Linked DNA regions of Homo sapiens: region 2 is linked to region 1. A link is a loop called in an ENCODE intact Hi-C map of the cell type or tissue named here. Cell type or tissue: mammary epithelial cell. All regions are shown on one strand. Each heading gives the region's core, and the rest is flanking DNA. Links, peaks and the distances in the headings are about the cores only. Region 1 has its middle 49 kb from the start of MIR2355. Region 2 has its middle 74 kb from the start of CPO.

Region 1 (12,202 bases), core at 2,242-10,241:
TTATGGATGGGACTTTAGTTCCTATGCCACTGGGCATAGAAATGTGATCGATGAATTAGCACTTTCTTAGCATAGCAGCCCCTCAGTTGTGCACTCTCTGTATCCTAGGACTGTGGGTCTTGCCCTAGGGGCACTCTTCCCAAAAAGGATCTGGAGTCAAATGGTCCTGCTCCTCCCCTCCAGGACACAGAGGACACTGGTACAGCTGTGCCTCTGGTGCTCCAGGAAAAGACTGAGCATTTGTTGACATGCCGCAGACTCCTGCGGGACGGTACAGGACACAGATGCTGCTTATAAAGGGATTGACCATGTGTCATCTTTGTGCTTCCAGAGGGTCACGGCACATTAGCACTGGGCTTGGTGCCTCTCAGAGGGTAGGGCATTCTAACTCCAGATTTCATTCAAATTCTGGACTTCATGTCTGCGCATTTGACGCTAAATAATATCCTGTCTTATGAAATTGATGAACTTGTCTTCCATTGTTCTATAACTTTATATATGAGTGTATCTCATCTCCCCCATTGGACTGTAGGTTCCCAGGACAGAATTGTTAAGCTGCCCATCTTTGTGTTTCTACAACCTAGTACACAGTGTGGGTTCAGGGATTTCAGATAAAATAAACAAGATTTCAGGAAAGTAGCCTAAAACCTAACTTCTAGTTCCTGGTGCTATTAAGTCACATCCAAATATTCATGATCTTTGTTTAGGCTTTCTTGCTAACTGTCAGAAAGATAATGAGTAATAATGTAGATCATCACATACACCCCTGTTGTTAAAGGTAGCTCTGTACAAGTAAACAGATCTGGGCTTTGTCGATTATTAGGGAATCATCTACAGACATCATCATGTCAAATTCCTGAAGTCTCTTGAATATAAGAAATGCCAAGACAAAAGACAAGAATAATATTGAGTGACAAATGAGGTGTATAGCTTTGGACTTTTCTTATTTGAGGTCCAGGTTAGGCATAAGTGGGTATTAATAGTATGACAATTGCTGAGAGCCTGAGGAACTATGTACTCTGATACAAAACTGGTCGGAATGCAAACCAGTATCATCTGGTGTAAACAAGATTTACATACTTATTTAATTCATCGACTCTTTTACATTTTTTAGCAAAGGAAAGTTATAATTCATTGTAATTTTTTCAACTTTTAAGTTCAGAGGTACATGTGCCAGTTTGTCATATAGGTGAACTCATGTCATGGGGCTGTCCTTTGCAGGCACATGGATGGAGCTGGAGGCTGTTATCCTTAGCAAACTAACTAAGGAACAGAAAAGCAAATACCGCAGGCTCTCACTTATAAGTGGGAGCTAAATGATGAGAACACATGGACACATAGCGGGGAACAACACACACTGGGACCTATTAGAGGGTGGAGGGTGGGAAGAGGGAGAGGATCAGGAAAAATAACTCATGGGTACTAGGCTTAATTCCTGGGTGATGAAATAATCTGTACAATTCTTTTAATTAATTAATTAATTTTAAATGGACAAAATTTGTATATATCTATCTTGTACAACATGTTGTTTTGAAATGTGTATACATTGTAGAATGGCTACAGTGAGCGAATTAACATGCAATCCATCAATTCTACTTCTAGGAATTCAGACTGAGGAAGTTAACCTAACAAGTGTGCAAAGATATACATTAAGGAAATTCATGAAAATATTGGAAACAACACTAATGTGCAATCCTGGGGAATTGTTAAGTAATTTACGATATGGCCATACAATGCAATATTATGCAGCTGTCAAAAAGGTGAAGGTAGGTTTTTAATACTGTCTTTCATCATTTATAAGATGCTTTTTTATTCTTTTAGCATCTCTGAAATAAGGATGTGTCTTATAGTCAAAGGAATCTGCCACTTATAATCAGCAGCAATTTTTTTCCTTCTTAATGGGCACATAATCTTACAATTACATGTATTTTTGATTCAATGAAGTATGGCGTATTGATGTGAAATATGGCCACTGCACATGAAGTTAAAAAAGAATCCTATACAACAGTCCATAGATAATATCACATTTATGTTAGTATATATGTTGATTTCTGGAAACAGATGCATCAAATTTTTGATTGTGATTGTCTCTGGGTAGGGTTATAAGAGCTCTAACTTTTTCTGTATTTTTTTTCTAAACAATTTACAACACTCATGTATTATCAGCTAAAATAAAGGTATTTTTAAATAAGTGACTTGCTTTGTCTTTTTCTTTCCACCCACTGCGAGGCTGTTACTCGAAGTAAGAAAAATTCCAGGACTGACTGACCATAAAAGAGTCAGGAGAGCAAAGTGTTGCCTTTCTCACCTCCGACCATCGTCAGCAATGTGGTCACAGCCTCAAGTCTATGGTTCTTGGCTTCCAATTCCCAAACTCAGACGTCTTTTTGTGAAGTACATTTGTATAGCTGAGCACCTGGATGACCTATTTCAAGTTTAGCCCAGCAGGATTTATGCCACGTTGTCTTAAGATGAGGGCAAGGGGACATGTTAGGGAACCCTGCTTGGTGAGGGAACAGAGAGGAAAGAGACAAAGTAATTGAGGAGAGAAGCTACCTGTTCTGATAATGGAAGAATAAGGGATGGAGAATAATGATAAGGCATTCTGAAGCTAAGTTTGATATTTATCTTCTTCTAACCCAACAACCTCATGTGTTTGGAAAGGTGTGGCTGTCAGGATAATACTACCTCCACCAGGACTGCAGTGTTGAACACTAAATGCTCACAAGGAGAATTCAGAATGTGAGAGTGATCATTTAAAAGTACTAGGGCTTTTTTTTTAAAGCATTTAATTATATTACATTATTTAAACAACCATAATTAGATGATAACCATAGTCATTTAAATGTATTTAATGTGTGATTTTTAAATTCCTAAGCATTGTGCTAAGTATAATGTTATTATCAATTAAATTAGCATTCTTACCACTTTTGCTCTCAGTAACTTTTCAGCCTTCCACTGCTATTATCTGAAATTTTATAGTAGCATCTTATCTGTAAAGGATCAGTGTGGTTATCCCGTCTGTTCCATTAATAATTTTTTAATTAAATGAGATGACAGCTGTCCCTCCTCCATGTCCTCACTACCTTGTCACTATCGTTCTTTCCAAAGCAATTTTTTTTTCTGGTCTTCCTCATTTTTGCTCCTTTTTTCCCCCATAGATAAGTTTAGCTCCTGGTGTCTTTCACAAATGAATCTGGAATTTCTTCTCTGATCCTCATGCCACCTACCCCAATCTGTTTTCTCTCTGTCTTCTTGATTTCAGTACTGTATTCATTTCTTCCTTTCAGAAGATTTTCTTACTTCTCTCCATCTCTCGTCTTTAGTCCTTTCAATTGTCTTGGGGTTCCTTTCTTCTGAGTTCCCACTTTTTCCCCAAACACTTCAATCATGTTGCCTTCCATTTCTGTCTATTTTAAAAAATTAGATTGCACCTTAGGTTCTAAATACTCAGTTTAGGAACACAATTCTTATATAAAGAAACAAAATTAGTGCCAGCTTCATCATGGAAGCCCCGGTGACCTCACAACTGACAGCATCATATAAACAACCCCCGTGGCAGCCATTCGTTTATCTATTCAATTCCAAATATTTTTTCTCTAGTGATCTTTCTTGATGAGAAATGAAGGATATTCACTTTGGAACAAGTAATCGACTTGATACCCAAATATAACTCCCGGGAGAATGTGTTTCTTAAATAGTTCATCTTCCAGGATGACCTTTTACTTACGATTGTGTTGCCATTGTTTTGAAGTCTTCCCTCTTGTTGATAAATAAATAAGATATCAAATTTTAAAAAAAGTCTAGTGTTATATTAAACTTGAGAGTTTAAAAGAAAGCGACTCAGGATTCAACCCTTATTCTATCCAAATTGGCTTATCTATTTCTAAACTGTGCATGTAGAGGCATAGATAGAACTAGAAAAGATTTTACTGGGTTCTTGTTTTACGGATAAGGACCCAAGAAAGTAGAGCATTTGGACTTGCACTCTTCAATACAATAGCCATTAGCCATACCTGGGAATTTAAGTTTAAATTAAGTAAAATTTAAAAAGAAAAAGTAATATTTATTAGTCACACTAGCCATATTTCAAGTTCTCAGTATCTACAATGGCTAGTGGCTGCCCTATTGGACAGTGCAGACATACAATGTTTCCATTTTAGCAGAATGGTCTTTTGGACAGTGCTGGTTTGGGCCATATAAGGCTGAGATTCAAGAACCTGGGACTCCCTAGCTGGGCATGGTGGTGGGCGCCTGTAGTCCCAGCTACTCAGGAAGCTGAAGCAGGAGAATCTCTTGAGCCCAGGAGGTGGAGGTAGCAGTAAGCTGAGATTGCACCACTGCACTCCAGCTTGGGTGACACAGAGACCCCGTCTCAAAAAAAAAAAAAAAAAAAAGAATCTGGGACTCCTGTAAGCTAAAGACCCCAGTGCCCTATAAGGAAATATATTTTATAATGTTTCCTTACAGTATAGGAACCTGAGAGGTCACATACACAGGGAAAGTGAATTACATATAATTTCGTACAGTTGACTGCTCATGAAAAGTTGCTTTTCAGCTTACAAAGCATTTTAACATCTATCATCCTATTTGAAGCCCACAAGAGCCCTGCATAATAGGAAGAACAAGTGTTCAGCATCTTCATTTCACAGACGAGGAAATAGTGGCTCAGGGAAATTAGGACTTGTCCAAAGCCATGTTTCTTTTAAACTAAGACATGAACCCAAATCTTCTGCTCTAAATCCCTTGATGTTTTTATCTTGTCAAAATGCACTGAGAGAATGGGTGTTACCAAAAAAAAAAAAAAAAAAAAAGACCACGTATATTAAGAACATTCTAGAAGCCAGGTGCTTTGCCAGGTATTTTATATGTGTTATCGTATGTAATCCAGCCTGAGCTTTAGTCTTTTTTTTTTTTAAATTATTATTATACTTTAAGTTTTAGGGTACGGAGCTTTAGTCTTAAACGTCCAACTGCCTACTTCACTTCCCGCTTTGAAAATCTAATAAGTTCTCAAACTTACAGAGTCTAAGGTAGGATCGCAGATAGCCTAGACAAGAGATGGTAGCTCAGATGGAAGTGATTTTAGTAGAGGTGGAGAAAAATTAAGATGCTTAGGTTATATTTTAGAGAGCAGGTTCGCCGAGTTTGCTGATGGCGGGGAGAGGGAAGTGAGGAACCAAGAGGGACTCAAGTTTTTCACATAATCACTTTGGTGGATGCTGATGCTCTTTACTGAGACAGAGTGTTTGCTTAAAAATGTAAATCAGATAAGGCTGCTCCTCTGTTTAAATCCCTCGGTGGCTCCTTATTGCTCTTAGAGCAATCCCTCACCTTGCCCTATAAGGCACTCCATTATTTGGCCACTCTCCAGCCTCTCTTCCACCAAGTATACATTTGTTCTGTTTGCTCAGTCCCCAGCGGACTCCTCTCTGTCCTCCAGCTCTGCACTCCTGTCTCCTCCCTGGGCTTTGCTTTTGCTTCCTCTGCCCAGAAAACTCTACCCTTGATGCTCACTCTCCTCTCCTCAGATCTCAGTTCAGGTGTCACCTCCTTGGGGAAGCCTTTTCTGATCGTTCTGTCTCAAGTGCTCCCATGCTCACTGTCAAGTCTGCATTACCCTCTTTATTTCCTTTGCAGCACTGCATCACAATTTTAATTAACTTGTTCACAGATTTTTTTCCTTATTTATTGTCTAGGAACCCTGTCACCTCTGCTTTCTGAAATATATGCCCTTTAACTTTGAACAGTGCATATTAGCCTAGTAGATGCCCAATAAATATTTACCTAATGAATATTTATTCAACAAATAAACAACACTGAGACTAAGTACCATTATTATTTCCATATTACAGCTAAGGAGACAGAGGCCTAGATAATAATTTGCCAATTGCTTCACATTTAGTAGGTGGTACAGCCAAAAATTGATCCCAAGTGTATCTGACTCTTGCTTTTAATCAAAGATCTATACTGTGACCTTATTTTGTAAAAAAATTCCTTGTGTTTGTTCATCAAACATTTATTGAGCACTTATAATGTACCAGGCACAGCAGACCACACTGGACAAATTCTAGCTCTTCAAAAATGTGATACATTCCCTTTCTTCATGTGGCTTCCAAAGCAAGCAGGCAATCCTTTTGTAAGGTGAAAAAATTATCATCCATTCATTTTACACATTATGTGACTCATTTAAACCTGCACGTACTTGTTATAACAAAAGAATCTTAGGAATAAGCTAGTTCTTGAAATGGCATTTTTGTCTCCCTTCCTTCCCACTCCAGATGACAAGAATCCCTTCTTTTAGATGATTTTCTCTAATGGATGTTTTAGAAGATTTTTTAAATAGCTGACCAAAGTAAAATATATACAACTTATTTGGGGACCATCCAAGTGGTTTTTCATAACAGACCGAATTATTAGTGACACAGATGTGATCCCTTAAATTGGCATTAAAGGAAAACCTGGAGGAGGGAGCTGAAAGAAGTGAGTTGTATATTAAAAACCTGGGTTCAGAAGGGCACAGTGGCTCACGCCTGTAATCCCAACACTTTGGGAGGCCAAGGCAGGCACATCACGAGGTGAGGAGTTCAAGACCAGCCTGGCCAATATGGTGAAACCCCATTTCTACTAAAAATACAAAAATTAGCTGGGCATGGTGGAGTGTGCCTGTAGTCCCAGCTACTCGAGAGGCTGAGGCAGAAGAATTGCTTGAACTTGGGAGACAGAGGCTGCAGTGAGCCGATATCGCACCACTGCACTCCAGCCTGGGCAACAGAGCGAGACTCCATCTCAAAAACAAAACAAAAAACCTGGGTTCTAGTTCCAGTTCTAACACTAAACTAATGACAGCCAAGTCACAACCTTTTAAAAATTTCTTTTCTCATCAATGAAATGAAAAAAAAAAAAAAGAGTGCTTACTACCTACATCATAGGGAATCAGGAATTCCACATCATAAGACAAAATTGTGTGAAACTAATGAATTCATAAAAATGCTCTGAAAAGCCAATGGTTCCATGAAACATGTTTCTGTTATTTTAGGACCTCGTTTGCTCCTTAAAGGATGGGGAAAGTGGATGGGTCACAGGTACAAAGGGATAGAGAGCTCTGTTTTCTTTCCCAGCCTTATTCTTTCACTCATTCATGCTGGGATTCCATGCCTCTGAGCTTCCAGACACACAGTTTCTTCTGCCCGCCATGCCCTTTCCTCACTGATGATTTTCTTGTTCTATTTCAAGACTCAGGTTGAACCTCACTTTCCCTATACAGCCTCCCTGACTCCTCCCTCTAAGCAGAGTAATTGTTCCTTTTTCTGTGTTTTTTGAATATTGTGATCTACTTCTCAAATCTAGCTTATGTTAACATTATAGTGTCATCTGTTTATAGATCACTAGATTGGGAGCTTCAGGAGGGTAGGGACTGTCCAGTGTTCATGGGATTGTCTTCCTCACCTCCACCTTCCAGTAACAGCTCCTGTTCACCTACACCCATGTGGTTATCATAGGGTCCACCATCCTAGTCCAGTGTGACCCCACACCTTGCCCCTGCTGATGGGTTGGAGGTAGGCACCTGACAGAAGCAGAGAATCCCACCCCACAGGGCAGAGTTATCTGGTGAGCTCCTGGTCCAGGGCTAATCAGTGGCTTTCCTCGGGAATTCTGGAATTGGAACTGAGAAAAGGAATTCAGTCTCTCTGGTTTTGAAGCAAGAAATTTCAGAGCAATTGGTAGCCCTGTTTTCTGACAATAAGGGCAAAATCAATGGAAGTCTTTAGAAATAGAAGAATGAAATAAATGAACTGAGGGGAACAGAGCTCAGATGGAGGGTCCTGAGCTCTTGAACCCCCCATTCTAGAAGTCATGTTTCACTGCTAGGGTTTGCACAAAGACACCCTAGTATCCCTATAATAAATTATACCCTAGAGTCCTTATAATGAACTCCCCATTGTGCATAGACCACTTCGAGTTTTTGTCACCACCAAAAATAAATAAGTAAACATAAATGTTCAGTTCTAACTAATAGAATTTGCCTTGTGCATCTTTGGAATCCCTAGCGTTTGGCACAATCTTTAGCTCATTGTCTACTCACTAGTTAAATTAGTAAATTAATTAATCCTAATCCCAATTCCTGTGTCATACAGTTTTTACAATACTAAACAGAAATGCCTGACCTTATAAGTGACCAAACACAAAAATGTAGTTGTGTTTTTAGCTTTAAAAATGGACTTAAAAATATATTTCAACTTACCCTCTGAAAAAACCTTCAGGATATTTATAACTCAATTATAAATATAAGCATCTATTAAGTGAACCGAATATTTGGACATCCCATTACAGTAGGGTAAAAATTGCTTAATGAAATGCTGGTAGCACACAGTGGGTGAGAAAGAGAATGGACAGGAGAGTGATGTTTTGACCTTAGCCTTATAGCTTAGGACTGCTGGGACTGAACCTCCCTGGGCTTCAGTTTCCTCACTCAAAAAACAAAGAACAGATAAGATAGGGAGTTGGGCTTAGAGAAAATCTACCCTCCTGACCTCACAGATTTATTATGACTCTTAAATGAGGTAAGATGTTAAAGATCTTGGAGAGCTGTAACATAACAACCAAAATGGGTATAGCTTTCACTATTAATAGTTCACCATTATTGTCCTAGCTTTGCTAGTAATTACTTTGATAAATTGTTTTCTCTTTATTTTATGCCTGTTAGAGCTGTTATTAAAAATCTAAATAACCAAGTCAAATCAACCCAATCAGCTTTACTATTATAGTACTAGAAGTACTACCACCCGTGATTGGTTTGTGACAACCAATATAAAGGTCCCCTTAGAGAGAGATGGGGGACGGGTGGAAGAATGGCTCAGAATATTCTGCTGAAACACTCTTCGGTACCTTTCCCTTTTCTCTCAGCTTCTCTCTCTTTTCTTCAACTCTCACTGAGTGCTATTTCCCAAGACAGAAGTCTTTTATTATAATAATAGTATGTTAGACTTTCCTGATATTTTATTTTGAAGGAAATCCAAGTCATTGAACAAGCAAGTGTTGTCTCCTTTAAACGGCTGAAGAAACTGGCCCAGGGAGGCGATGCCCCCGGAAAGTCACACGGCTGGTGAGTGACAGAACCGAGGGGAAAGAGCTGAATCTTCTGCTCAGACCATCTAGAATACATGAACAATGCCATTGTTCTCTCTATACCAAAATAACTGAGGCAGGGAGGCCTAAATGGTCTTTGTTGCTGTTGGGAAGGAAAGGGGACAGAAATGAGCGGGCGCTTAATCACTGCGCCGCTGGCCCAATTTCCTCACCCTTCTTCCTCCCAGTGCTCTCCAAGAATTGCAGGAAATCAGACCTCTAATATGGAAAAACTAACACTTAGCAAAGAAAATGGCAAACATTCCCACCGGGGTTCTGTTTTCTGAGAGTGCATTGATTAGCTTTTCAAGGATGAAGTCTCCGGACAAAGAGCAGGATGGAACCTGGGAAACACCTGCCCCAGGCTCGCTGAGGATCCCCCTGTTAAGGGGCATCTTGGCTCTGTGTGGAGTGGGGGACACGGCACTTGGGGGGCTGCAGAAGAGGAAGGGAAAGAGAGAGGCCAAGTGCCACAAATGGAGATCCCCACCATTGTCTTTCTTGTCCTGAACCCCAAAGCTGAGGCCACAGTCCAAGCTTCGGGCTGAGCGTGAGCAGTGTGCGCATTTCTCCAAGAACCATGATTACCTTCAGATCCAGAAACACCCCGCCCCCGCCCCAGAATGATGAGAATTTCTGTTAGTAAAGATAATGACAGCCAGCACTTATCAAGCATGTTACATGTGCCAGGCCTGACTTCCCTCATTGTCCATGAATCAAATCGTGTAATTCTTAAAATCATCTCCAGGAGCTAATTAATACAGCTTGGATGGAAAACATGGCGGATAATTCATAATTAGTGTCTGGTTGTGCTTCACCATGTTTTTACATTTATCTTGCAATATAGGGCTTCTGATGTTTTTGGAAGTTATTCTAAACCAGAAGAGGAAGTCCTGTTGGAAAGATCTGACACAGAAGGATATGGAAAAGAGGCCCAGTGTCTCTCTCCAGCCATGTCCATGTTTCTCTGCAGCAGTTAGGGTGTTAGGGTTTCCAAGGGCTTCCCCAGGAGACTGAAGTCTGCAGTCACTTAGGGCAAGAAAAAGAGAAGCCACATGTCATCAGTTTTGTAGGAGAAAGCAGCATTAAATGTAAAACGAAGGCTTACCCCGGAGATACTACAATGTAGATGATAAAGATTTTCCTTCATGTGCTCAATTGTGCATTCTGTGGAAGATTGTATCTGTTGTCATTTGTGTACTCAGAGCCTAGCACAGAGATTGCCAGCATGTAAAACAGTCCTAATAAATATTTGTTGAATGAATGAAAAGAACGATGGAAAAGATAAACAGTTCTCTGGGACCATTCAAATTATTTTGCTGTTCTATAATTTTTATGTCAAATATTTCTGGAAATTATATTATCACAGAATTTATGAATAGAACTTTAAAATTCAGTTAATCCATTCTTTTTATGTTTTAGGAAAGAAAGAATGGGGCCCAGAAAGGCTAAGCAATGTGCCTCAGGTCACAAAGCTCACCAGAGGCACAGCTAGAGCTAGGACAATGCTTCCTGACTCCTCATCCACCATCATTTCTGCCTGTACACCATGTTGCCTCACACCTGGCAATAAGAAAACTCATCTTTGTCCTCACTGTAATGGAATAATGTGGGGTTTTTTCTTCATTATGCAGCTTTCCTCTTGATTTTCCTCTTAGTTCTCCTCTTGATTCTCTCTTGATTCACTGTCTTGAAAAGTGCTCTGAATTTTTTTACCCCTTAAGACTTTTGCAAGAAGATGCAGCAGAAGTATGGATGAGGAACAATTGGTAGTTCTGGAAAAGTGAGTGGGTCAATGCAAGAGTTGGCGTACACTGTAAATTATAAACACACAAAATAGAACTATTTGCAAGGCTGTGTTGAATATTCTGAGGGAGTTGACCCCAAAATAAATAGGAAGCCTCTTGCATTGCACTGAGGAAGCACACCTGAGCTGCCCATCTTTTCCTTCTTGCCTATGGTTCAGCCTTGGTTCTGGAAGGATAAACACATGTGCCTTGGCCTTGTCCCAGAGCAACAGCCAATTCAGCCACCTGGGAGCCTGGCCAATTAAATTCTTTCTCATGGGAAATTGGAATGGGGACCCAGAGACCGTGTCAGTGGGGAGCCAGGTAACAGGTTCTGTAGAGCCTGGGACTAAGGAAGTTTAGAGGCAGCTATGATAGAAGTGACATTAGGCCATATGCAATGGGTGAGGAGGCAAGGAAGTTCGTTTGTGGAAGGAAGAGAAAATATATAAAGAAAAGGAGAAATGAAATGAGAGAGAGGGAGAGGCCTGATAACTCTCAAATTCCCACAGCGATGATTTTTCCAACAGGGTTTCATCTAATCCCTCTACATCTTTTTTATTAATCTTTTTACCTTGATACAATTGTAGTACATTTTTGTTCTTTGCAAGGAGATGTTGACGTCTGAGTTGGAGCAGCCAATAGAGCAGAGGATACATTTTGCTTTTAAAGTGAACTGCTGCTGGAAAAGGAATGCAATTTTGAGAATGAGGATAGAAGAGAATAGAGCTGGCAGAAACAGGAAAGGGGACCCAAGAAGAACGAGGCATGGAGAATGCCACAGCAATGAGCCTGGGGAGGCTGAGGGGTGTGGGTGAATTGGCTGTCTTCCAGACACCCCGTTGACTTGGTGCCCAACCATTCACATTTTCTGTCCCCAAGAGCCAATCAGCTGCTCATCAGCACAGCACAGGGAAAGCATCAAAGGGATTTAATAATGGTTGGCAAATGTCAAATTACATTGAATCTAAACCAAATTCCAGACATTTAGGGCTGTGCAGTCATTAACAATCAATTAGTGCACTTGCTTTTCAGTCAAAGCATTTTTAATACCCTCTCCTTTCCATGACAAGGAGACACATGCTTCGCCTCCTTCTCCCCTCAGCAGCTGAGCAATGGATCCCTCCTCTAGCTTAGTCAGTAAAGGAACAATTTAGTTGCTGTTCTCATTGTGGTTTTCTCTCCTTGTTTGCACTTTCAGGAGTGGAAGGAAATGTTAAGTGGCATTTATACAGCCCATCCTGCAAATGTGGGCTAAGGAAGGAGAAATTGGTCATTTTTCTCTT
Region 2 (12,202 bases), core at 1,673-9,672, 49 kb before region 1:
TGAATATGAATAGAGAAGCAAGGGAGGGTGAAATGCGGTGGCCAGTTCAGTTTAGTTTATTATAGCACGAATACAGTGGAGAAATGACCAGGATATCAACCAAGGAGTTGACATTGGTAATGGAGAAGAGGAAAAGTGCTAGAAAATTTGATGGTATATACAATAGGACTGATTAGCCATGGTGGGCAGAGTAGGTCAGTACAGTAGAAGGAGAAAAGTAGAAGTAATTCTAGGTTCCTGTCTTGAGTGACTAAAGATGAATGTCAGTGCCCATCAAATAAGAAAAACAATACAACAGGCAATAAGTTAGAACAGGAAAGGCGAACGGGTGATGGGCTGATAAAAGACGATGAGTTCAGTTGTGTACAGATTGAGTTTAAGTGCCTAAGGGAAACCCAAAAGGAGAGGTCAAATAGGCAGCTGGTCATATTATCCAGATCCACTAAATCCTTATTAGGTTGTTACAAAAGTAATTGCAGTTTTTGCCATTAAAAGTAATACTTTCTGCTTTGCAGTAGAAACTTGGGTTGGTCCCCACATATCGTTTTTAAGTCTCATGTATAAAAATGAATTTAATCCTTCTGACTCCCTTCAACAAAATATTCCAAGGCCAATGACAAATTTTTGACTTGCTTTGCATTTTGAAAATAATTATCTCCAAAGTTTAGATCAGGCTCTATTATGAGCTATCATGGTAGAAGTAAAAAGCATCTGAGTTTTGGAATCAGGCTGACCTTGATTCCAATCCTTGCTCTGCCATTTAGAAGCCAGTTGATCTTGGATAAGTTTATTTATGCATCCTGGCCTCAATCTCTTCTTCAGCAAAAGGGGATTAGGAATCCTATCTTGCAGTAGTGTTATGAAATACTGTGTGGGAAAGAACCTAGCATACAATAAATGCTTAATACATATCCATGTATTTGTAGCCTTCCTTTCAGAGGATGAAGGGTTGATTTACAAGCAAAACAGTATTAGGCAAAATTGTAAAGTATGAAAAAATGCTAGACCATTTTCTTCCCCATGCCTCTTCAAAGTCCAAGACTTTCTTTCCTCTTTTCATCATCAAAAATCAGCTCTCAGGAGAGGATGTGACATCAGTCCTTTGCCTCTCATTGTTAAGTTTACATCATCCCCTCCTTCATGTGCCTGGGGGGACTTCACATTCCAGGCCTTCTATGCAACAATAGAAAGAATGGCTTTGTTTCTGGTTAAAGGCTCAGTGTGCTGGTTAGAAGGAGGCTGTGCCTGGCAGGGTCCCTTCCTGGAACTCCTGAAATCCTCCCTATGAAAGTAGCTAATTCTCTTCTGTGCCTCCAAGTTAGTAGCTTAAAGCAAAAGAAAACACTATTTCACCATATCTAGTATATACTTGTCCCCAATTAGCCATCTGAAGCTTCTCTCTCTACCCTCCCCATCATCTACCCACCTCCCTGGCTGTGTGGTTTTATTTTGGATTTCAATTATTTTGTTATTAGTAGTAGTAATTCTCCATAAGAGACAAATAGGGGGAAGGGGAGTATTTGTCTATTATTTATTGCTGTTTAGGCTAAATGTCTGCAGGTTAATTAAATAGAAAAGTGTCCCCCCCGGGAATGTAGTAGGTCCCTAGTGGTCCAATAAGGTAATAAAACCATGGTGAAACTGAAAGCATTATTGCATGCTGCTTTATTCTCATCAGCAAAGACTTCCAAATACAAATGTAGTCAATTATTGGGTGATTCAGAACAGGAATTTTTGGAATTTAATTATGAAAGTGGTCTGTGTGGGCACTGCAGTCACTGATGGGCAAATGACTGGGAGCTGTCCAAGGGCCAGTGACCTGATGTCTTGACTAAGCACATTCACCCAGAAAGGGATGGTTGAACAAAGAATTCTGCTCTGGCTTTATCAAAGAAATTGTCTACCACTACAACAACCTCTCTTCAGTGTGTGTGTGTGTGTGTGTGTGTGTGTGTGTGTGTGTGTGTGTGTGTACCACCTCATTTTCTTTGTTCCTTCAGCCTCCCTCCATTAATTTGCTAAGTCCTCCTAAGGATCTTAAATTCCTCCAAACAATAGGACAGATATCTTCAGCATCTGAGCAACAATGAAATCAATAAAGACTTTGGAGGGGAGCAAGAAGAATGGTGTGTAGTAATGGCAATTATTCACTGAAAGCAATCTAACCCATTCTTAATTTAATTTGGAGTGCCATTATTTCAGGATTCCAAATGCTAAGGTCATTTTAATCATGCAGATCTCATGTCTTATCGAGTTGTGGCAGAGAATTACTCTTTTTTGTGACCCTGAGTTAGCAAGGACATACTGGGCAAACAGCCAAGGTGCAATACGCTCAATAATAATAATAATCTATACCTAAAGTTAGAGTGATGGTTATTAGCCATTGGCTATTCTGATAGGAGGAGTGTCACCTTTTCAGACCCTCTAGCTGGGTGACTTAGCACTTTCTTTAGTGAATGAAAAGCATCATCACATCAACTATCTTTCTTTCATGGGAGGAAAGAAGGCATAACACACATACTATAGAGAAAAGGTATAAAGTAACAAAATTTTTTATATGTAAAAGAGAAGTAGGTATAGGGGGAGGGGTTTGGGGGAGAAAAGGAAAATAATCTGACCTTGGAAAGAAGGGGAAAAAAACCTCTTTCCTGGGGGGTTTTCTTAGAGTGTAGGAAGAACCAGAGATTTATTTTGAACCCATTTCCTCGTCACAAAAAGAAAAAGAACTTGGAGATCTACTTCCTGTAAAAGAGCAAACAGATATTAAGTCCCAGGTCATTTTAGTCTGTAAGCAAGGTTTGTGTTCTCTTTTCTAATAGCTGTTGTTTGTTGAATTCAAATTGTATACAGGAAAGTTCGCAAGTCCTTTGCATATATTAACATTATTTAATTTTCACTGCAAAACCTGCAATATATATTTTCTTCATTTTATAGATGGGAAAAGTGAACCTTTAAGAGGAAATGTGTAATTTGTCCACAACTAGCAAGAGACAGAGCTGGAATTTTTCATTTAGAATTCCAAGCCTCCCACTTTTTATTCTGCGTCACCAGGATTTTTTCAACTTGCAGAGGTATTTTGTTGTTGCTGCTGTTTGTCTTAATGAAGAATTCAAATATGGCCTTCCAAAATATTTTTTTCTTGAGTTAAATAGGTTTCAAAGCTCTCAAAAAAGTACTGAAATATCTAATCATGTATTATCTCCTTTTCAGAGTGCTCTAAATAAGTTTGATTTTAAAGGCACAATTAGTTAAAATAGGCCTAAAAAGTTGGCGTGCACTTGATTTGGAAGCTAAGATTGGCACCCATGGTCTTAGCAATTAGCTATCATGAGAAAGTAGATGCTGAACCAGAGGACACTTGATGTGTCCTATCTTGGGCCAGCTTGTGCTAGAAGATTCTATGAATGGGTTGAAACCAGTTTGCTCTGTGATGTTGAAAGCCACTTACCTTCCCTGTGCCTCACTAGATAGTGATATTAGTAGAAATTTTGATCACTATCTCATTCTGCAAAAAGCTGCCAGGACTAATAAAATAATACTAGCAAAATACTATTTGGTATAAAGATATAAGTGAATTATTTTTCACTATTTGGTATAAAGATATAAGTGTTTTTTTTTTCTTAAACACAACTCCAAAACATTAATCCCTCTAATTCACCTTCTAGGGAATAAAGTCACAAGCTAGTCAATAATTCAAACTCCCCAGTAAAATGAGAAAGTATTATTGACCCTGAAGAGCACAAAGGTTAATTTATTTGCAAAAATCACCTCCTGCCTCCTGCTGTGGGTGGAACGAAAATATGTCAAGACTCATGAGAAAGCAATCACCTCCTTCTCCCTATAGCTCGACATTTCTGTTTGTTTTGTGTGTGTATTGGTAGGGGACCTAGGTCTCAGGAAGACATGTTGGAGAGATGTTTGAGTATGCTTGCTACATATCTAAAAATTTGTATGTTCTAACTTTGTCCATGAAGCCATAGGGATCAAGAGGAATATTGGCAAATGTAGATGACAGCCAAGCACATTTTGCCGGCCAGGCAGATTTTTTGCAAGCCCCTTTATTTATTTATTTTTTAATGATTTGCAAGCCGGTAAATTGAATTACTCAGTTTTGATTATAAAATAGGTTAGTAGGGAAGCCCAGAAGGTCCACTTGTTCACCATTACAACTACTATCTTTTCTCTCTACCTGATACTGTTCTTCAGAGAAATCACTTCTACTTTTTTTTTTTTTTTTTTTTAGACAGAGTCTCACTCTGTCAGCCAGGCTGGAGTGCAGTGGCATGATCTTGGCTCACTGCAACCTCTGCCTCCTGGGCTCAAGTGATTCTCCTGCCTCAGCCTCCTGAGTAGCTGGGATTACAAGCATGTGCCACCATGCCCGGCTAATTTTTGTATTTTTAGTAGAGACGGGGTTTCACCATGTTGGCCAGGCTGGTCTCAAACTCCTGACCTCAGGTAATCTGCCCACCTCAGCCTCCCAAAGTGCTGGGATTATAGGCGTGAGCCACCACGCCCGACCATCACTCCTATTTTTAATCTAATCTACAAAAACTATGCATTTCTTCAAATTAGTCCCAATAATTTGAATAAGAGAACACTAATTTTAAGTCATGACTTGTTGACATTTGACTTTTAAACTTAGTCATGAGCTCATTAAGAGGCTTTTTGATTTAAAATACCCTTACTTTGGCCAGGTGCAGTGGCTCACACCTGTAATCCCAGCACTTTGGGAGGCCAAGGCTAGTGGATCACTTGAGGTCAGGAGTTTGAGACCAGCCTGGCCAATATGATGAAAGCTCATCTCTACTAAAAATACAAAAATTAGCTGGGTGTCATGGCAGGCACCTGTAATCCCAACTACTCAGGAGGTTGAGGCAAAAGAATTCCTTGAACCTGGGAGGCAGAGGTTGCAGTGAGCTGAGATTGCACAACTGCCCTCCAGCCTAGGCAACAGAATGAGACTCTGTCACAAAAATAAATAAAAATAAAATAAGTAAAATAAAATACTCCCGCTTTAAAATGCATTTGGGAATGATGTATAGTGGATAATTGTTCTTTTATTATTATTATACAGAATCCATCCTCCCTTCTTTCCGCAACAGAAACCCAATTCCCTTTAGGGGACATGTATCTTCCACAAGGTGTGTAGTCTGAGTAGGATTATAAATGAAGGCTCCTCCCCATCCCCTTGATAAGTGGTGGAAGTGTAACACCCAACAGGCTCTCCTTGCCCCCTGTCTAGGCAGGGCCAATTTATCAAGACAGGGGAATTTCAGTAGAGAATTGCAACTCATACAGAGCCAGGTGTATGGGAGACCAGAGTTTTATTATTGCTCAAATCGATCTCCCCCAAAACTTGGGGATCAGGGTTTTAAGGACAATTTGGTGCATAAGGGGTTGGAAAATGGGGAGTACTGATTAATTGGGTCAGAGATGAAATTATAGGGAGTGGAAGCTGTCTTTTGCACTGAGTCATTTCCTGGGTAGGGTTCACAAGACCAGATGAGCTAGTTTATTGTTCTGCATGGTACCAGCTGAACCATGGAGTACAGGATCTGCAAAATATCTCAAGCACTGATCTTAGATTTTACAATAGTGATGTTATCCCCAGGAGCAATCTAGAGAGGTTCAGAATTTTGCAGCCTCCAGCTGCATGACTCCTAAACCATATTTTCTAATCTTGTAGCTAACTTGTTAGTCCTGTAAAAGCAATCTAGTCTCCAGGCAGGAAGGGGGTTTGTTTTGGGAAAGGGCTGTTATTGTCTTTGTTTCAAAGTTAAACTATAAACTAATTTCCTCCCATAGTTAGTTCAGTCTATGCCCAGGAATGAACAAGGACAACTTGGAGGTTAGAAGCAAGGTGGAGTCAGTTATGTCAGAAGTCTTTCACTGTCATAATTTTCTCAGTTATAATTTTTGCAAAGGCAGTTTTATAAACCTCACTATGTCAAAGGAGCCTCCATCCTATATATCTTGAGAGTGGCACTTGCCCATCTTAGCACCAGAGCCTGGTGAGATAGTTAGGTAAATCTTGAAACTGGGCTTTTTTTTTTTTTTTTTTTTTTTTTTTTGAGACAAAGTTTTGCTCTTGTTGCCCAGGCTGGAGTGCAATGGCGCGATTTCAGCTCACCACAAACTCAGCCTTCCGGGTTCAAGCGATTCTCCTGCCTCAGCCTCCCAGGTAGCTGGGATTACAGGCATGCACCACCATGCCCGGCTAATTTTTTGTATTTTTAGTAGAGACGGGGTTTCTCCCTGTTGGTCATTCTGGTCTCGAACTCCCCATCTCAGGTGATTCACCAGCCTTGGCCTCCCAAAGTGCTGGGATTACAGGCTTGAGCCACCTCACCTGGCCAAAACTGGGAATTCTAAAACAATTTGCTTCCTTTATTTTCCTCAGTCAGTCCTATTCCTCAGTTTTCCCTTTAATTCCGTGAGTCCTCCTAAATCATACTTCTCTCCATCCTTTATAAATTCTCATTTCATGTAAGTTAACCATAATCCATTCCTTTTGCTTGCAAACAAGTATGCTGCTACACTGTCTTTCTGAAAATACTACAATTAGCTGGAAGCAATGATGTGAAAATCAAAGCCTAACTGGACCAGGGATGTGGATGACTTGTCTTAAACAGCTCAGGCTTTGATCTTATTTCTCCTCTGTATTGTTTTAAAAGCATCTGTGGGAGGAAAAAGAAATATAATGAAATCTCTCAATTAACTACCAAGTCTCTTGAAGAAGAAGTCAAAACTTAAGCTTCTCTAGTATTTGCCTTTTTGAATTCTGTACCCTGAATGGAAAGTCTTGGTATCCAAGCCAATTCTGATACAAAAAATAAACAATATAAATCAGTTAACTGAAAAATAAGACTAGGTCAGATTTCCATCTGACTTTTTTTTTTTTGGAGACTGAGTCTCACTGGCTCTGTCACGCCCAGGCAGGAGTGCAGTGGTGCAATCTTGGCTCACTGCAACCTCCGCCTCCTGGGTTCAAGCAATTCTCCTGTAGTCCCTGAGTAGCTAGGACTACAGGCGCCCACCACCACACTCAGCTAATTTTCGTATTTTCAGTAGAGACGGGGTTTCACCATGTTGGCCAGGCTAGTCTTGAACTCCTGACCTCAGGTGATCCACCCACCTCAGCCTCCCAAAATGCTGGGATCACAGGTGTGAGCCACTGAGCACAGCCTCCATCTGACATTTTTTATCAGCATCCCTTCAAAAGGCAACATCAGGAAATTGTGAATTAAATAAATTTTGAATCCTGTTTCAGATCATGCCAATTCCTTAGCTTTGCAGATTCCAAAATCTGCTTTCAAATTAGATATTTCATTAGCTTTAATGTATCTTCTAACCTGATGCAGACTCTGAGTTGCATTTTGTAATTTGGGTTCATTCATAATTTACTCTTCAGGAAATTATTATATGAGTATAACAGCTGGAGATGATCGTCCTCCCTCTTCTGTTCTGAGCATTGAAGTAATAACAGCAAGTTAGCACAAGTTTCTTTGGCTGCTGACATAATGAGCTACTTAAGTAACATTATGGTTGAAACCACATGAAGGGAAAGACAAGAAAGAGAACTAATATTTATTGAACACATACTATTCGCCAAGCATTATGTAGGAATTTATTATTACCATTTTTAAGAGAAGAAAACTGAGGTTTGAAGATGCTAAATAATCTTTTTTGTTTAATATACGCTTATTGGAGATTTACCATGTGTCAGGAACTGTGCTAGGCCCTGGAGATACAAAGGTGACTGCTGTAGTAGTAAATGGCAGATCCGTGAATCAAACCTAGGTCCACCTGTCCCTGAAGCCTAGGCCATAACTGATATATCTCCCATGGCACATCCCCTAGGTCAGGATCTCCTCTCCTGATATGAAAGTGAGACCAAGAGCCAGAAAAGAGCCTGTTTCTCCAATGTTTTGGCATCAAGACAATAGATTCTTGAAATTTTTATAATTAGAACCACTTCTAAGTACAGTGAAGAAATTTCATAATTCTCAATCTTATGATTTTAGTTTTCCCAAGGTTCCTTTAAACTTTAGAACAAGTATTATTACTCTCAATTTACACACGGGGAAGAAAAAAGCTTAATGAGATTAAATTACTTAATAAGGGTCCTGGAATTAAAATAAGAAATGATCATCTGGGCTTGACAGTCTGGGCAAGATAGTGAGTTAACACATTATTGGCTACCCCCACTCTACTACAACTTAACCTTGGAGATGCTACAGGAGAGGTCAGAAGGTGGAAGGAATACAGAGCCTTAATTATTTACCGTTAACTGCAAGTAGCCCTTGGGGAGACCAAAAGTAGTTAAGAAGAACAGCCTTGGAAGGAAGAAGGTCAGAAACCAAAGAAAAGGAAAGAACTCAAGGATGGCTTGCTTTCTTCCACATTATCTTGGGGGCATATTTCTGTCCATCTACTGCTGCCTCAAGGCAGGTCAGTGCCAGTCTGAGGTGGCCCTACCTAAGGGCAATAATGGAGCTCAGTAGATTATTGGGACTGGGAAACAAAACATCCAAAGTTAGATACATGTTATAGTTCAAAATATCAGGAACCCAATGGGTAGATTAAATAGCAAGTGAATGAACATAGCTAAAGTAAAAATTAGTAAGCTAGAACATTATATACAAGGGGTCCCCTAACAGGAACTAGAAAGGGTAAGAGTTGGAAGAAAAAAGGTAAAAATTAAGTAATATAGAAGATAGAAATAGAAGTAACAGACTCCATCAATTATGAGTCACAAAAGGAGAGAAATCAGTTTCCAGATGAACAGAAGAAAGAATTTTTAAATGTAATGGTGATGAATTTCCCATAATTGAATAAAAAATATATATCCTTTGTACCCTTTGTTCTGTGCTACTGCCGTATGTGTTCCACAAAAAACAGTCAACTAAGAAAGAAAAAGACGTGTGATTCAGGAAACAGGGATTCCATCATGGGAGAGAGGCCAAGGAAATTCTTTAGTTAATGGGGGGAAGAGATCCTGGAATGATTGTCATGTGGCAGACCTAGGGAGCAACCAGTCCATGTTAGAGGAAAAGGTCAGAGGCTCTGAGAGAAATGCTTTCAAGACAATAAATTCTTAGACTATTTGATATTTAAATGTATTGTGAAGAGACATGCTGGTGACAGAAATTTTAGGGATGAATTGGTATTCGGTGTCTACAAAACTAAGCAAGTAGAAAAGCAAAAACAATTATGAATGCCAACAAAAACAAAAAATTATACAAGAAAGAAAATATATGCTGATAATACATTAAATGCTTGCTTTTGAATAATTTCTGTTATATATACATTGAGCTCCAAAACAGAAAAATGGAAAGCCAATTGCGTGCATTTCTTAGGGCTGCTCTAACAAAGTACCACACACCAGGTGGCTTAAGAAGAGAAATTTATTGTCTCACAGTTCTGGAGGCTAGAGGTCCAAAAACAAGGCGTTGGCAGGATTGGTTCTTTCTGAAGACTGTGAGGAAGGATCTGTTCCAGGTCTCTCTCTCCGCTTGTAGATGACCATCTTTATGTTCACATGGTGTTCTCTCTGTCTTCAAGTCTAAATTTCCCCTTTTTGTAAGAACACCAGTCATACTGGATTAGGGTCCTCACTTTATCTCAATTATCTCTGTAAATATCCTACCACTAAATAAGGTAACATTCTGAGGTACTGAGGGTTAAGAAGGTAACATGAATTTTGGAGAGACATAATTCAACCCACAACACTGCCCAATTCATTTCATGAGGCCAGTATATCCTTAATATCAAAATTGAATAACAATTTAATTGAGAAGAGATGTCATCAAGATGGCTGGCTAGAAGCACTCAGCACTCACCTCCTCCAGGAAGAACAATTAGAACAACAAACAGGCAATCACATGTTCAATAGAGTGTCTGGGGGAGAACACTGGAATTCAGCAAAAAAGTGATGAAGACCCTTTGAGGCACAGAGACTCAGGATGGCAGCATAGAGAGGAAAGCAAAGCACCAGCTCAGATTGACTCAGAGCCAAGAGAGACTCACACTGTGAGGGAAAAGGTAAGTGGAAGATCCCTGCCATCCACATTTCCACCACAGTTACCTGTGTCAGGCCTCTGAGCCCAAGCTAAGCCATCATATCCACTGTGACCTGCACATACACATCCAGATGGCCAGTTCCTGCCTTAACTGATGACATTCCACCACAAAAGAAGTGAAAATGGCCTGTTCCTGCCTTAACTGATGACACTGTCTTGTGAAATTCCTTCTCTGGCTCATCCTGGCTCAAAAGCTCCCCTACTGAGCACCCTGTGACCCCCACTCTGCCCGCCAGAGAACAACCCCCCGTTGACTGTAATTTTCCTTTATCTACCCAAATCTTATAAAACGGCCCCACCCCTATCTCCCTTCACTGACTCTCTTTTCGGACTCAGCCCACCTGCACCCAGGTGAAATAAACAACCATGTTGCTCACACAAAGCCTGTTTGGTGGTCTCTTCACACGGACGCGCATGAAATTTGGTGCTGTGACTCAGATCAGGGGACCTCCCTTGGGAGATCAATCCCCTGTCCTCCTGCTCTTTGCCGTGTGAAAAAGATCCACCTACGACCTCAGGTCCTCAGACCCACCAGCCCAAGGAACATCTCACCAATTTTAAATCGGGTAAACAGCCTCTTCTTACTCTCTTCTCCAACCTCTCTCACTATCCCTCAACCACTTTCTCCTTTCCACTCTTCAATCTCTCCCTTCTCTTAATTTCAATTCTTTTCATTTTCTGGTAGAGACAAATGAGACACATTTTATCCATGGACCCAAAACTCCGGCGCCGGTCACAGACTGGGAAGGCAGCCTTCCCTTGGTGTTTAGTCATTGCAGGGACACCTCTCTGATTATTCACCCACGTTTCAGAGGTGTCAGACCATGCAGGGACACCTGCCTTGGTCCTTCACCCTTAGCGGCAAGTCCTGCTTTTCTGGGGGAGGGGCAAGTACCCCAATCCCTTCTCTCCGTGTCTCTACCCCTTCTCTGCTTTTCTGGGGGAGAGGCAAGAACCCCTCAACCCCTTCTCCTTCACCCTTAGTGGCAAGTCCCACTTTTCTGGGGGAGGGGCAGGTACCCCAACCTCGTATGTCTGTGCCCCATCCCTTATTTCTGTGCTCCGACCTCTTATATCTCTGTGCCCCGATCCCTTACTTCTGCACCCCAACCTCTTATATCTCTGCACCCTGACCCCTTATCTCCATGCCCCGATCTCATATCTCTGTGCCCCAACCCCTTTCCCACTTTTCTGGAGGGTAAGAACCCCCGAACTGCTTCCCTCCGTGTCTCTACTCTCCCTTTTCTTTAAACTTGCCTCCTTCACTATAGGCAACCTTCCACCCTCCATTCCTCTTTCTTCTCCCTTAGCCTCTGTTCTTAAGAACATAAAACCTCTTCAACTCTCACCTGACCTAAAACCTAAATGCCTTATTTTCTTCTACAATGCCGTTTGACCCCAATACAAACTAGACAGTGGTTCTAAATGGCCAGAAAACGGCACTTCCAATTTCTCCATCCTACAAGACCTAAATAATTTTTGTTGAAAAATAGGCAAATGGTCTGAGGTGCCTGATGTCCAGGCACTCTTTTACACATCAGTCCCTCCCTAGTCTCTGTTCCCAATGCAACTAGTCAAAAATCTTCCTTCTTTCCCTCCTACCTGTCCCCTCAGTCCCAACCCCAAGCGTCACTGAGTCTTTCTAATCTTCCTTTTCTACAGACCCATTTGACCTCTCCCCTCCTTGCCAGGCCAAGCTAGGTCCCAATTCTTCCTCAGCCTCCGCTCCTCCACCCTATAATCTTTTTATCACCTCCCCTCCTCACACCCGGTCCGGTTTACAGTTTCATTCCATGAGTAGCCCTCCCCCACCTGCCCAGCAATTTCCTCTTAAAAAGGTAGCTGAAGCTAAAGGCATAGTCAAGGTTAATGCTCCTTTTTCTTTATCAGACCTCTCCCAAATCAGTGAGCGTTTAGGCTCTTTCATCAAATATGAAAAACCCAGCCCAGTTCATGGCTCATTCAGCAGCAACCCTGAGACGCTTTACAGCCCTAGACCCTAAAAGGTCAAAAGGCCGTCTTATTCTCAATATACGTTTTATTACCCAATCTGCTCCCAACATTAAATAAAACTCCAAAAATTAAATTCCGGCCCTCAAACCCCACATCAGGACTTA

The links. Hi-C counts contacts between places; a loop is a spot of excess contacts. Peaks named below come from ENCODE experiments on the same cell type or tissue, not always from the same donor. Only the 100,000 strongest peaks of a DNase experiment are listed, where the experiment ranks them.
Region 2: a loop joins it to region 1, with 2.1 times the contacts of the local background. A loop is called at or near these places in 2 of 110 quality-filtered maps.

What each region holds. Positions count from the first base shown.
Region 1 is chr2:207,055,206-207,067,407 of GRCh38, forward strand. No RefSeq gene overlaps it. Among named protein-coding and RNA genes, the nearest start is that of MIR2355, 49 kb to the right of the region's middle. In mammary epithelial cell, for the core only: no CTCF peak of the experiment used is centred there; a DNase peak (open chromatin) is centred at 6,176; H3K27ac peaks cover 388 bases.
Region 2 is chr2:207,007,125-207,019,326 of GRCh38, forward strand. No RefSeq gene overlaps it. Among named protein-coding and RNA genes, the nearest start is that of CPO, 74 kb to the left of the region's middle. RefSeq lists a silencer at 1,041-1,335. In mammary epithelial cell, for the core only: no CTCF peak of the experiment used is centred there; DNase peaks (open chromatin) are centred at 5,527 and 7,507; H3K27ac peaks cover 904 bases.